3 separate regions of the Homo sapiens genome follow, and all the other regions are linked to region 1. The links are chromatin loops, found by intact Hi-C in ENCODE. Cell type or tissue: Caco-2. All regions are shown on one strand.

Region 1 (5,000 bases):
CACCTTCTCACTGTGTCCTCACATGGTAGATGGGGCAAGAGACCTCTCTTGGGCCTCCTTTATAAGGGCACTAATCCCATTCAAAGGTCTCACCTCTTAATACCATCACTTCGGGAGTTAGGATTTCAACATATGGTGGGTTGGCAGTGGACACAAATATTCAAATCATAGTATTCACTTCATACCACTCTCCCCCTCCCCCTCCCACTACGCTGGTCACCTTTTTGTTTCCCAAACCTGCCAAAGATTTCCTGCTCAGGGACTTTGCACAATAGTTCCTTTTTGCAGATAATTCATGGCTCTTGTTCAGCCCTCTGGTCTAAGCTTAAATGTCCTTGTAACAAAGAGTTTCTGGTCATAACATATATCACAAACTGTAATTATCTTCTTTGTTGATATATTTTACTTATTTACTGTCTGTCTCTCCCACTAGGATGTAAACTCCATGAGGGCAGAAAACAAGCACAGGTACAACCCAACTTATCCTTCAAGTGTCAGCTCAAATATTGTTCTTCATATACGTAGGGCCTGGCACATAGTAGTTGGTGGATAGATGAATGAATGAATGAATGAATGAATGAATGAATGAATGGAAAAGGAGTGAGGCAAAAGGCAGCGGCCTTAAAACAGACATATAAATCAGACTGAGGTTGTGCAAAAAAAGTATTTCTGAAACTGAGATACTCCACAAAATCCATGGTGTCAATAATATAGTATCATTTATAGACCTTGTAATTATTTGTTTTAGGTTAAATAAACAGTGTCAATTTGATACTAGCGGGATAGGTGAGGTCCTGAAATGCTGGTGGGACCTCGACCCTGGCCAGTGTCCAGGTTCTTGACAACATGGTAAGAAGGAATTCAACGATGAATCAGAAAGTAGTGAAAGTACGAAGATTTACTGCAAAGCAAAAAATACACACTCAAGAAAAGGGAGTGCAGGCGTACATAAGAGAGAGTCACGTGCATGGGGGTTTGAGGTAGCTACCTTTAGGGTTTTCTTTAACTAAGGGGTGGAATATTCATGAAAATTCCTAGAAAAAGGTAGAGATTTCTCAGAACTGTTGTGTCAACCATTAACTATGGGTGTCCCTGGAACTGTCATGGCACTGATGGGTGATTTAGCATGTTAATGAGTATATAATAAGGTCCTAGGTGAAACTTAGATCAAATCTAGCACCATGTTGGGTCCAGTTGGGTCTTAGCCAGCGTGATCTACATCCTGGTTTTGGGGATCTTATAAGCCCCTAGCTTCTGTGGGTATTTCAACAGTTTCCTTTTCCTAGTCATGTGAAACTGCTGCCTGGAATTTTCTATTCTCCTGCAGCCACCCCTGTATTATTTCTGTCTCACATTAGTTCAGGTTGTTACAAAATAAATTGCCTCAAAGTTGTTCATTTAATATCAAAATTGTGGCAATATTTTAAATTGGAAAACCTGGCAATTCTTGTCACTTTCATATCACAGAGCTAATTATGGAAGCAAATAAAGTTGAAAAGTTCTTCAGACTTGAATATATGCTACAAAATGATACCTTCAAAATGACTGTCCTAACTAAAAAAGAAAAGGTAAAATAAGTCATTGTTTAACATTGGCTATTTAACTATTGTCTACCACCATGGAGCCAGTTCTATTAAAGTATATCTCTCAAGAAAAGAGTACCTTGCCATATATATTAAATGCTAAATATGCTTTAAATAACTGGTAGTTATGAATAGATTTAAATAATTGGTATATATAGCTTCCGTTTTGCTTTATAGAATACTAACATTGAAAAGTTAATTAATGAAATGCACATTAAGGAAGATAGTGTTTTAATAGTCTATATCATTCCCAATAACAAGCTTTGACTTGCTACTGTAGAACAGAATGACCAGGTGTTATTCTTCCCCACTTCAAAAGAAGAATGCTATTCTGATAAGGATTTTTGTTATTATTAAGTGCTAACTGCCTGAGATATTTTAAATATTTACATTCTTTGGTGAGTGGAAGTCCTACTCTCTCTTCTAATTACATTTTTCTGCAAGCATCCTGCCAAACAGCCTTCAAAACAACTTACATTTAAAGAGCTCTTTGCATTTTTTTTACCCAATCTGTCCCAATTTTTAGGAATAAAACAGCAAATCTTAGCTAGGAATTTACTTTTCAACTGTGAATGTCAAAGATTACACCAATTTTAAGGAGGTTTTTTTTTTAACTTTTACAAATTGAAAATAGTTCTCTGAACTATCAAGAAAAAACTAAAAATTGAAATCTGTTTCTTAATAGAAGCATTAAGATCATAAATCATGGCAGGCAGAGGGGAGAAGTCATCTCAAAAGGGTAAAGTGCAATCCCCTAAGAACAGAACACTTGAGCTCAGCCTAAAGGGCATATCTTCAAATTGCACATGTTGGTTTGTTATTTTAGAACTGCTCTTGAGAGCTGGGGTTATAGGAAAGGCCTTGTTTCCATTGGCTGCTATAAATAAAATGTGAACCATTATATCATCTCTTAAGAGAGTTTTATAGAAACACCAGGCATAGCTTCAAGTATAGCAATTTATACAAGTACCTCTCTAAATATATGTCTTGGAATCGTTGCTAAACCAGGTAATAAGGGACATTACCACTTTTGCTAAGGCATATTTGTGTGACAGATTAGACCCTGTTTAGGCACCTATTTACAGGTCAAAGCCTGCAGGCCTTGAAAAGAGAAAGCAGGGAGTTCACCCCGCCTGGCCTCCAGCTCCAAGGCAGCTGTGTAATCCCACTGAACCTGTTTGGCAGCTCATGCAGTAACTGCTGCAGCTTGCAGATAAGACCCTCTTGGAAAGCCTGATAGCCCTTGTCAATAATGAAGCCTCAAGAGCAACTGGAATTTTCTAAAACATCAAAACACATTATCTGATTTGTGCTGATACCCAGTCATTACAGAGAGCCAGTTGAGTAAGATTTTTGTTAAGGAAAGATAGATGTCTTTGCTTCTTTAAAGGTGTCATATGTAAATCTCAAATCTTACCTTGATCATAAGCAACCATTGTTTGCTTACCTGTTGCATCACTGAAGCAAAATAAGTCATACTAGCCACAAAAACAAGACTAACATTGGATTTCCACAGCTCTTTCGGCAGTGGGCTGGAAAGTGCTATTAAAACATGGCTGTTTCATAATTTCCCTATTGGGTAGGTATTACAAGATCTCATTTTTTACATGATCATGAATTTTATTGCCTCTAGAAAAGCAGAACTGGTCTAGGTTAGGGGGCAAATGAGTGCCCTACCTGCAACCCATAACAAAGTGAGGCTTTTAGCCAGAGGAGGAATGAAGCTGTTTAGCACTCTGGATCCAGGGCTACGTACTAAGGCGTCTCACTCAGGGAATATGGAATGTTCCTGAAATTCTGCTGGGTCTATCCTTTTTGCTTTTCAAAAACCTGGTCACTGAAGAGAGAATATATTTATTAAATCTAGATACCAATAAACCTCTCATTGTGAAATAAAAGAAAAGTTGCTGGAATACAATACTCAAAAAGACCATGAAGATGTTTCAGTCAGAGAAAGAAGAAAAAGACTGCGTGGGTAGACAATGACAAGAGGGCTGGAATGTAGAAGCCCAGGGGAGTCAGAAAAGAGAAAAATGTGTTTATGTGTCTGGCGAAGCTGTTTGAAACAGTGCCCTATCTCTCCGTGTCTAATCAGTCACAGTTTATGCTGATAGAGCTTTCACTGCTGTCTTTTCCCTTTAATACCACTTCATAGTGTAACAGGTAGAGTTCCTTTCACAGTTATGACTTAGCTTTTCTTTTGTAAACAGCTTTTCACTTATTTAAAAGAAGTTGTACATACATATGAATGGACTCACAAGGAAATAATGAGAAACACTATAAATTCTGTGTTGAGGCTGTAGAAAGCCAAAGTGCTCTAATAATAAGTTTGTTATAGTATAGTTGATAACCGAAAAGTTCAATCAGATTTAAAGAAGCAGAGTGAGGGAATAAACCATGAAATAGCAGGTCTCAGAATATGAGGTTGTGGGCCATTGAAGAAAAAAAATTAAAGGAATTCATAAAAAGTATTAAAAGAAAATAAACCTTTTAACAAATTTTGTTCTTTTGAATCACAGTGAAAAGTTTCTCTCTCAATAACAAAATCTTAGTCAGACGTAACTGACTAAGTTTGCTACGTTTTATTACCTAAGGTAGCAAACTGGAAAGAAACACTTAAAAGTACTTAAATATTTTTATTGTTTTAAATCAAGTTTAAATAAAGGAAGAGACGATTCAATATTGCCTAAGTATTTTCATGACATTTCAAGTTTCTTCCTAAATTAATATCTAATTTAACAAGAAGTTTATTGAGGATTTTCATTCACTTATTTATTTCCCCAATAATGAAAACGGCTTTATGCTTTTCTGACTATATAAGTAATGAATTTTGAAAAAATTCAAAAACAAGTTATAGACAGAAAGAAAGTAAAAATGTCCTGAAACCTCATCACCCTGTGATAACCACGTTAACATTTTGGCACCTGTCCTTTCACACATCACACATCTCCGTATACACATTTATATAAAGAGAGTAACATGCATGCTATTCTTATTATGGCCCTTAATTTTTAAAATATTGCTTGGTTGGTTGTTTTCTTCATCTTTGGGAATCAATATCAAAATATGGTATACATATGTTCTTTTCCTTCCCCATGCTTATGAAATCAGATACATATATACCCTGTGTGTCTGTGGGTAATAGGCATTCTATGCATTTTGCCTCTCTCATCTAAACTGTCATGGATTCCCCTCCAAAAACCCTGGATAGTTCTAAATCATTCTTTTTAATAGCTGCATAATTTTTCTATTGTATGCATGAAGCATAATTTATTTAATCGTTTTTCTACCTAACACTTAATTTTTAACTTTTTTTATCCCAGTGGCACACCAGGATGCAGTAAATATCTTTCTGTGTGTAGCTTTTCATACTAATGCTTTTACGTAAGTAGGAAAATTCTTCCTACGAATAGATTG
Region 2 (5,000 bases), 77 kb before region 1:
TGAAAGTGTGCCTCCTTCACTTTCTGCTGGCAAGGAAAAAAAAAAAAGAGAAAAGAAAGAACAAGAAAAAAATAAGGTTTTAAAGAAAAGAATTTAAAAAAAAAGAATTTAAAAAACACTTGACATACTTTCTCAGGAAAGCAAAAGCAGCCTGCACTGTGACTTAAACATAACAGTAGTAGAAATTCACTTTCATTGTTATTTCTCTCTCTATTTTTTGGCCTATAAAGGTCAGGCTCATAGAATAAGGAATTCATTGGTCTTCAGAGCATTCAAGGAATCAGTGGGTGGGGAGTGCTAACCGAGAAGCTGACAAAAGTGTTGACTTCTGGTACTAAAGAGAGAAAATAGATAAATGAAAAATGAAGCAGATGATAAAAAAAGAAATAGAAAAAAGAGAGAGAAAATATTGGCCAGAACAAAATTGTAATGTGCGGAAGGGATCTACATGTCCATCGGTAGGAAAATGGCAAAATATGTTCATCAGACAAGGACCCTTCAGCTGTGATGAGGAACATTCTTCATTCCAACAAGAAAGGAAGTTTACAAATTATCAAGGGAAAAATCAAGTTGCAAAACAATGTATCCAATATGACCCCACTTGTGTAAAACTGTGTATGTGTATTTGTACTAACATTCACATTTCTCTGTATGTATAGAAAAGTCTGGAAGTGTAGCCATCAATGTGTTCATTATGTTTACTTCTGAGGGATGGAATGGGAGAAGGGACAAGTGTGCAAGGCAAAGAGGGGACTTTTACCAGCCCCAGCGTTTATAAAGATCAGTACATGACTAATCTTTAACCTACACTCCTCACTCCATATTATTTTGAAGCAAAGATAAAAATTTTAATAGATCTCTGTTGCTTGAATATTTTTATAATAGGTCTTTATTATTTGATAATGGTTGTGTTTACTGCTGGAAACTGTTAATAGATGCCGTACTCCTAATAGCAATAGCTGTCATTTCCTATTACAGTGTGAGGCACTGTTCTTTTTTTAAATTCATGTCTTACTTAGATTTTGTAGGTATGTTTAATAAATTTAATACCCATTAAATTTAAATAGATGCATCTAGATAATATACTTTTTTTTTCTTTTTCTTATTATACTTTAAGTTCTGGGATACATGTGCAGAACATGCAGGTTTGTTACATAGGTATATGCGTGTCCTGGTGGTTTGCTGCACCCATCAACCCGTCATCTACGTTAGGTATTTCTGCTAATGCTATCTGTCCCCTTAGCCCCCAGGCCCCTGGCAGGCCCTGGTGTATAATGCTCCCCTCCCTGTGTCCATGTGTTCTCATTGTTCAACTCCTACTTATGAGTGAGAACAGGCAGTGTTTGGTTTTCTGTTCCTGTGTTAGTTTGCTGAGAATGATGGTTTCCAGCTTCATGTCCTTGCAAAGACATGAACCCCTCCTTTTTTATGGCTGCGCAGTATTCCATGGTGTATATGTGCCACATTTTCTTTACCCAGTCTATGGGCATTTGGGTTGGTTCCAAGTCTGCTATTGTGAATAGTGCTGCAATAAACATACATGTGCATGTGTCTTTATAGTAGAATGATTTATAATCCTTTGGGTATATACCCAGTAATGGAATTGCTGGGTCAACTGGTATTTCTGGTTCTAGATCCTTGAGGAATTGCTACACTGTCTTTCACAGTGGTTGAACTAATTTACATTCCCACCAACAGTGTAAAAGCGTTCCTATTTCTCCACGTCCTCTCCAGCATCTGTTGTTTCCTCACCTTTTAATGATCGCCATTCTAACTGGTGTGAGATGGTATCTCATTGTGGTTTTGATTTGCATTTCTCTGACGACCAGTGATGATGATGAGCTTTTTTTCATGTTTGTTGGCTGCATAGATGTCTTCTTTTGAGGAGTGTCTGTTCATATCCTTTGCCCACTTTTCGATGGGGTTGTTTTTTTTCTTGTAAAATTGTTTAAATTCCTTGTGGATTCTGGATATTAGACCTTTGTCAGATGAGTATCTTGCTATTACAAATTAGTCTGCTATGATAACTTCTGTACAAGTTTTCCTTACAGACATATGCATTCATTTCTTTTGGATAAATATCTAGGAATGGAATGTCTGGATTCTGTGGTATGTATATGTTGACTTTTTAAAGATAATACTAAATAAAAGTGGTTGTGCCATTTTACATTCCCACCTGCAGTATATGAGAGTCTCATTTCTTCCACATTCTTGCCAGTAGGGTCACTGTTTTCAAATTTAGCCATTCTAATTGCTGTGTGGTGGTATCTTTTTGTGGTTTTAATTTGCATTTCCTAATGACTAATGATAGTGGTTAATTTTCATGTCTTCATTTGCCATTCATATATACTCTTTCATGAAGTGTTTGTTCATGTATTTTGCTCATTGCAGGGAGCAAGGGGAGTGTTTTTTTAATTATTATTGAGGTTTTGGAATTTTTTATACATCCCAGATGCCAGCCATTATCAGATATATGCAAATATATACTCCCAATGTGGTTCATCTTCTTATTCTCTCAACAGGGTCTTTCAAAGTGCAGAAGTTTGTAAATTTGATGAAGTTCAGTTTATTAAAAAAAAAAAATTTTATGTATCATGTTTTTGGTGACCAATCTGAGAAATCTGTGCATAATCCAAGGTTTTCTTCTAGAAGTTTTATACTTTTAGGCTTTACATTTAGGTCTATTATGTATTTTGAGTTCACTTTTACATATGGTATGAGATGTGGATCAAAGCATTTTTTTCATGCAAATATTTTATTGTTGCAGCACCATTTGTTGAAAAGACTATTCTTTCTTCACTGAATTGTCTCATCAAAAATCAGTTGTCCGTATATGTATGAATCTATTTCTGAACTTTTATTCTATTGATTTGTCTATTTTGATGCCATTACTATACCATCTTGATTACTGTCACTTTATAAGTCACCTTAAAATCAGATAATGTTGGTCCTCCAACTCTGTTCTTTTTCAAAGTTGTTTTGGTTAGTCCTTCGTATGTGTATGTATATTTTAAAAATTTACATATGCAATTCTGACTTTCATAAAATTTCCACTAGGTGATTTGTTAGAAGCCCAACAACCTCCTTGTGACCTAGGCCCTGTTTAAATGCATTAAGGATATGGCTGATAATGGCTTAAGTACTGTTCCCTACTGGCTGAAGCTGAAAGTAGACCTGAGAAGTTGAGATGGCTAATACAAAAGCCAACAGTCTTTCAGAAGTGAACATAACATGGAACTGTAGCAGGAGCATCGAGGGACCCCACAGTTAGCAAAAAGAACCAACAGAACCTAAGGAATACTTCCAGTACTTTCTTAGGCATAGTTTAATATGCTCCCATTTTAAAATAAAGTACAAATAAACCCTATCCATCATTAACACTTTAGCATTTGAATCAGGTGATGAGAGCACATTCTTCCAGGCAAGATTGTAAAACCAAATGGAAGGCAAGATTTCCCTGGAGGTAGAGAAGGAGGAGACAGATTCTGTTGGGCACAGGAAGGAAAGGCAAGACTGCTTGGGATATCTGAGGCCCAAGGCAGCCAGAGGTGGCACATGGCCACTGGGGCCTGAGGGGAAAGGATTTACCAAAAGAGGTGAGAATATGCTGCTTTGACCACTTTGCAAATTAACTGGGTGCCCCATGGCAGCAATTGCCTAGTGATTACCTGGAAAATCTTTATGTGTGTGTGTGGTTTTTTTTTTTTTTTTTTGACTGCCTATGTGCAGTTCAGCATTTCCACTTCCTGCTCCATTTACAAAAGGGTCCCAAAGTTTATCTTGTGACATTTGGTCCTTTATTAAGAGGAAGCAATAGGTGGTCATTTTTAGAGGATAACATCCTGTGCTTTTACCATTTCCATAAAAGGGAGGGGATTTAGCTACTTCTCAAGAGAAAAGAGTATGAGAGAATCACTTCCAGCTTCTCTTTAAACCCCTAATTTACTGTTCCCCAAGTCACAAAGAATGACTCATCTGAGTAGTGAATTGAGAAGAACTTGAGCATGCTTGGCTAGGGGCCTTCTGCATTCTCTCACCACACACCAGCCTGTTGGTAATACATACTTTTATGGTGCTGACAGCCTCTGCCCATGCCAGGAGAGGTCTTTTTTCATTAACTCCACCAGTGACTAGGTGGGGATGATCAGATCACAGAGGATATATGAAGAAGCCCACTTGGCCATAGACCCAAGTCATATTCTCCAGCTTACCTTTGTCAAAAGTAAATTTGGTATTTTGATCTCTATGTCTGGCTCCTATGCCCTGGTTCTAATCTTAGGAAGGAAAGATACATTTTTGGTGGTTTCCTACCAACCCTATGTTGGTAGTTCAGGCGAAAATATGCTGGTAGGAAAGGGTTAAAAGTGTGAGAGGAAACAAAATGAAAAAAAAAAAAATGTGTTCAGGGAAACAGCACTGAGAAGTCCTCAAGGCAGAAATGCAGGCTGTAAGAATTGGGCTTTAGCTCTGTTCCTGCCAGTGTGGAACCTACAGGGTTCATGAAGAATGGGCCCCATTTGGGACACAATCTCAGACTGCAGACAGACCCTCCCCAACCCTGCTATAGGAGACCTTTCACTCTCTCTATCGCCAGCTCCGGGTGGGAATTAGTCAAGTGTCTTACCTAGACATGGTGCTTTTGTTCCTTAAAAAGAAAACAGACTGGTGTTATCTGTGTGTTCAACTTTCAATGCAGCTTTGACTTTTCTTGTGTCCCAACATTTGTGATAGAAAAGATGGAGATTGTCTTAGTCCACTTTGTGTTGCTATAAAGGAAAACCTGAGGCTAAGCAATTTATAAAGGAAAAAGGTTTATTTGACTCATGATTCTGGTGGCCAGAAAGTTCAAGATTGGGTGAGGGCTGCTGGCTGCTTCCATTCACAGGAGAAGGTGAAGGAGAGACAGTGTATGCACAGGTCACGTGGCGAGGAAGGGGTGGTGGTGGAGGGAGAGTGTGCAAGGAAGTGCTAGGCTATTTTTAACAACTGGCTGTATTGGA
Region 3 (5,000 bases), 90 kb before region 1:
GGACTTTTTTTTGAGAGACAGTGGTTGGGGACCATGTTTCCCCCCACTCCCTCCTTTCCCAGCACATCTGACTGCCTCCTGCCCACCTGCCCTCCTGCCTTCCTGCCCTCCATCCAGCCCTTTCCAGAAAACAGCAGCCAGGTCAACTATTCACAAACAGCCCCTTCTCATCCTTTGGTATTTTTAGATATCAGTGTTTTATAGGGATGTCTTGTTTTTCTTCCCCCCCCAGAAAACATATCAGAAGTCAAAAGAACAAATGCAGGCTGAATTAAAAATGGACTATGAGAGTTATCTGGAACTGGAAAAGACTGTTCTTATCAACCTTGGCCTAATCAAAGTCACAGAGAAGGGGTCATACATGGAGGTGATGTAAAAAAGCTTCCTGAAGGGGTGTTTTGGGGACTTCTTCCCTCTATTTATTTTTATGTCAGGTGAACTGGCATGCTGAACATATATATATATAGGCTCATTTATAGACTTTTATTTCCCTGCTATTAAAACTTTTGAATTTTAGCAATGAGATCTATTTCAGTTTTTGTACCATGTATGTACCAAATTTTGTACTGAATATGAAAGTGTTCTTTTTTAATGAATGTTTTCAATAACAAAATTTGTATTTTCCTATAATAATAGAGAACTTTGGATGTCCCTTCCATCCCAATCCTTGCTGTCCACACAGAGGCCCTCATTCCAGGCAGAAGGGGAAATCAAACTGCTCCTACTTATCAGCTTGCTTTTGGCCACCTTTCCAAAAAAAGTGCTTCCCCTTGGCCACTGTACAAACTGTAGGGCCATGTGCTAAACAAAATATTAGCAAATCAAATCCAGAAATATATATATATATATATTTTAAAGAGGTTAACACATGAAGACAAAGTTGGGTTTATCCAAGGAAGATAAGGTTAATTTAAGAGTAGAAAATAAATCAGTGATTAATCAAAAGAGAGAAATTATGATGCCAAGTCGATGCAGAAAAACATTTCATAAAAGTTGACATCAATTCATGATAATAATGATACATTCTTGGCATCTACAGAAAGAATTCCTGTAATGTGATGAAGGGCGTGTAAAACAATACTACACCAAACATGGTACTTCATGGTGACAAGCAGAAAGCTTTCCCCTGAGATGTGGAACAAGACACAGCTCACACCATCAGGTGCCTGACATCATGTACTGCAGTTGCCTTTTTGTTCCCATGCTGTTTAAGCCTAGCATAGGCACCAAAAAGCAACAACAGTATGTGAAACTGAGACACAAAAGAGCTTGGAGCCAGATTGTGAAGGCTCCTGTTTACCAAGCTAAGGAGCTGGATTAGAATTTATGGGGAATGAATGGAAGGTCTAAACAGGAAGTTGACCCAATCAGCTTTATTTTTAGGAAACAAGGAATGAACTAGAGCAGGGGAGAGTCTCATGGCAAGAAATCCTATTAGGAGGCAGGAGGAATTGTTCAGGGCAAAGGATTAGGATGCCCTGTACTAAAGCTTAATGTGAAGATAGAAATCAAAGGCTGGTTGGATGGGGAAGGGAAGACAAAGGATAATACCAAGGTTTATAAGTTAGATTGCTAGAGGAAAGAAAACTTTGTCGGATAGATTTTAGCTCTTAACCACCTGTGTGCCCTTGAACAGATGACCCAGCTCTGTGAAACAGATTCCCCTTCCATCAAGTCAGGTTGAGAGAACTTAACTTGCAGCATTTATGTAAGGGGCAAATGAGCCCCTGCAGATAAGGGGCCTGTGCCTGGCACATATTATTGTCATCATGATTGAAATATCCCAGGGCTCATCCTTACACTTGAACTTCTTTTATTCTTTCTTTTTTCTGCACTCACTTTCTAGGTGCATGCATCCACTCTCAAGGCTTTAGATACTACCTCTGTCCCTGACCTGGCCTTCTCTCTAAAATCAAGAGATGTGTATCTATTTGACCTTTTGTATCTCCACTTGGATGTTTAATAGGCATCTCAAACTTAAACATGTCCAAAATTGAGTGCTTGATGTTTCCCTTCAAAAACCATTCCTCCAGCAGTCCTCCCAGCCATGATGCTGCTTGGGGCAAAAGCCTTAAGGTCATCCTTCATCTCCTTTCTTTCACAATCCACATCCAATCTGTCAGCAAGTCCTGTTGACTACACGTTCAGTATGCATGTGAAACCTGATCGCTTCTCTTCTCCCTCACTGCTACCACCATGGTCCAAGCTGCATCATCATCAGCTTGGATTTTGCAGCAGCCTCCTGTTCTCCCTGTTTCTATGTTGTCATTTTCAGTCACTTTCAGCCACAGCCAGATGGTAGTTTTAAATGGATGCTGTCAGATGCTGTCATCCTTCTGCCCAGAATCCTTCCTCAACCTCATAGTATGATCACTCAGAGTATGTTCCCAATGCCTGTCTGTGCCCTGCAAGCCCTTGTACAGGCAGGCCTTCCACTGTCACCTGGTCCCATCCCTCCTTCCTCTCCCCTCCATCACACCCATCCCAGTCATGCTGGCCTCCTGTTCACCAAACATGCCAGGCATCTTCCTCTCCCTGGGCATCTGTGCTTGCTGTTCAGTACTTTCTCCAGAGATTTTTCTAATTTTATTTTCACGAGTTCACTCTAAAAAATGGTTTGTTTGTTTTTAAAGACAGGGCCTCACTCAGTTGCACAGGCTGGAGTGCAGTGATGCAATCATAGCTCACTGCAGCCTCAAGCTGTTGGGCTTAAGCAATCCTCTTGCCTCAGGCTCCTGAGTAGCTAGGACTACAGACACATACCACCACACCTGACTTTAAAAAAATATATTGAATGCCTTCTATGTGCCAGGGTCTACCATTTTAAACAGGATGGTCAGGGAAGGTGACACTTGAACAAGGCCTGAAAGAGGTGAGGGGTTTCACCTGTAGTCTTCTAGAAGTGTGTTCCATAACCCAGTCTCCCTCTCTTCAATGAAAAGAAGCTGGGACTACAGAGAACAGGTGTGTCATAACTGAGTGTCATAAACCATGACTGGAGGCTGAGCACATTGTTGTCTCAAATAAAAGCAGGGTGTTGTTAGCATAAAGGACTGGAGTAATGGATATTGAATAAGTGTCTGCCTTAGGGTTAGCAAATATAAAGCTTAGTATAGTGGCTAGCATACGGCAAGCAGTAAATATGTTTTGCCTGATTTACAAATACAAAATGGTTGTAACATTCTTGCTATAGAAACTAAACATGGGGCTCCTTATGGTTATGATAGCAGTTATTATTAGTTCAGTGTGATTTTTGTCTTTATTCTTTTTCTTTTTTCTTTTTTTTTTTTTTTTTTGAGATAGAGTCTCACTCTGTTGCCCAGGCTGGAGTGCAGTGGCTCGTTGTTGGCTCACTGCAACCTCTACCTCCCAGGTTCAAGTGATTCCCCTGCCTCAGCCTCCTGAGTAGCTGGTATTACAGGCATGTGCCACTATTCCCAGCTAATTTTTGTATTTTTAGCAGAGACAGGGTTTCACATGTTGGCCAGGCAGATCTTGAACTCCTGACCTCAAGTGATCCACCTGCCTCGGCTTCCCAAAGTGCTGGGATTACAGGCATGAGCTACTGCTCCCAGACCTGGTGTGGTGTTTTCATTGTGTGTTTATAACCTCAGTTTTCCTGAGTCTCATCACCTGTGGCCACCGAGAGGACACATAAGCAGCCATAGCCCAGGTTTCATGGGACCTTGGCCCACTTGCTTCTCAGGTATGCTAGCCTTCTGCAGAGTGCCCCCAAGTGTGTCCAGTGGCCACTGGGATGAAGATGGAGTCACATATGTTCAAGCCCACAACCACCAGGCACTCAGGGATCCCTTCTCTCAAAATGCTAGAGCTGCCTAATGGCCTGTAACGTGGGGGAAGGTGCTGGGACAATGCTTCTGGGTTAGTTCAAGTTCAGCGAGAAGCAAACACCAAGGCAGTAGCAGAGGTGCAAGAAGCAAGGCAGAGCCTTCAGAGCTCATGCAGGTCTGGTACCTATGGAAGAAAAGAGGAAAGGACAGAAGATGATACGATTCATCTCAGACCACTCAGCGTGGTTTAATTATTCATGATACCTCTCTTGGACACTAAGACTTTGAAACAGACAAACTCATAGTGATGTCTCTTCCTTCTCTGGGATGAGTTTTCTCTGAGGCTCTTCAACCCCTTAAGCTAAGGTCCTTTTGTTTGGCCCAGAACTTCCATTTGGCAGACAAGGCCAGGCATGCTGAATCCCAGTAAAGAACACAGCTGAGCCTCAAGCGAGGATGCTAACCACCTGTACTGAAGATGTAGGAATATCAGGTGTGAATGCAAATAGAATTAACTGGTATGCCTCCTTCCAATCCCCACAGCTCCAACCCTTTCCCCTACCACCCATTGTGAGTCGATCTGATCTTCTGACCTTAAGTCATTTGGTCTGGTCTACAGTGTAGTGAAAAGACAGGGGTCTTTAGGTCCTGGCAGACCTGAGTCCAAATCCCATCTTCATCACCTTGGGCAAACTGCACTATCCCCTAAGTCTTAGATGCCTTGTCTGTAAATGGGGATAATAATAATACCTAGCCTACCCCATACAAAGACAATGTATATAAAGCACCTGGAATATAGTTGGCGCTTAATGAATGTTGTTGCCTGTTCTTGCTTGGTCACAGGTGTATGTGCACACACAGACACACACACACACACACACCAGAGAAACGTAGTGTTTCCTCTTTGTTCTATGTAGTAATCTCTGATTTTAACTTTTTGTTGCCACTAATAATAACAGGAATGTTTCCCAGACTCAAATGCAACTTAAGCAGTGACTGTCCATGCCTGGTTTAATATTAGCCTTTGATCATCTTAATATGAGACCACAAGTGTTGGACATACTATTTAACATAAAATTTAAATAAATTTGAACAGCTTTCCTTTTTGCAGAACTGATAATGCTACTCAGAAAATTGATCATTCTAATATTTGATTAATTTCAATTAAATTTAATGATCATTCAGCTTTACAAATTGCTTTTTATCCGC

The links. Hi-C counts contacts between places; a loop is a spot of excess contacts. Peaks named below come from ENCODE experiments on the same cell type or tissue, not always from the same donor. Only the 100,000 strongest peaks of a DNase experiment are listed, where the experiment ranks them.
Region 2: a loop joins it to region 1, with 4 times the contacts of the local background. A loop is called at or near these places in 5 of 110 quality-filtered maps.
Region 3: a loop joins it to region 1, with 2.6 times the contacts of the local background. A loop is called at or near these places in 6 of 110 quality-filtered maps.

What each region holds. Positions count from the first base shown.
Region 1 is chr1:85,222,507-85,227,506 of GRCh38, forward strand. LOC105378821 (a long non-coding RNA gene) reads left to right here and starts at 3,073. Exons shown (of 3, transcript XR_947548.3): 1 at 3,073-3,162. RefSeq lists a silencer at 2,618-2,778. In Caco-2, no CTCF peak of the experiment used is centred here; a DNase peak (open chromatin) is centred at 2,735.
Region 2 is chr1:85,145,039-85,150,038 of GRCh38, forward strand. No RefSeq gene overlaps it. Among named protein-coding and RNA genes, the nearest start is that of MIR4423, 14 kb to the left of the region's middle. RefSeq lists an enhancer at 3,788-3,917. In Caco-2, a CTCF peak has its summit at 2,279; no DNase peak of the experiment used is centred here.
Region 3 is chr1:85,132,623-85,137,622 of GRCh38, forward strand. It overlaps DNAI3 (dynein axonemal intermediate chain 3), which reads left to right. Exons shown (of 23, transcript NM_145172.5): 23 at 233-516. The coding sequence ends at 376. MIR4423 (microRNA 4423) reads left to right here and starts at 1,172; the gene lies at 1,172-1,251. In Caco-2, no CTCF peak of the experiment used is centred here; a DNase peak (open chromatin) is centred at 2,699.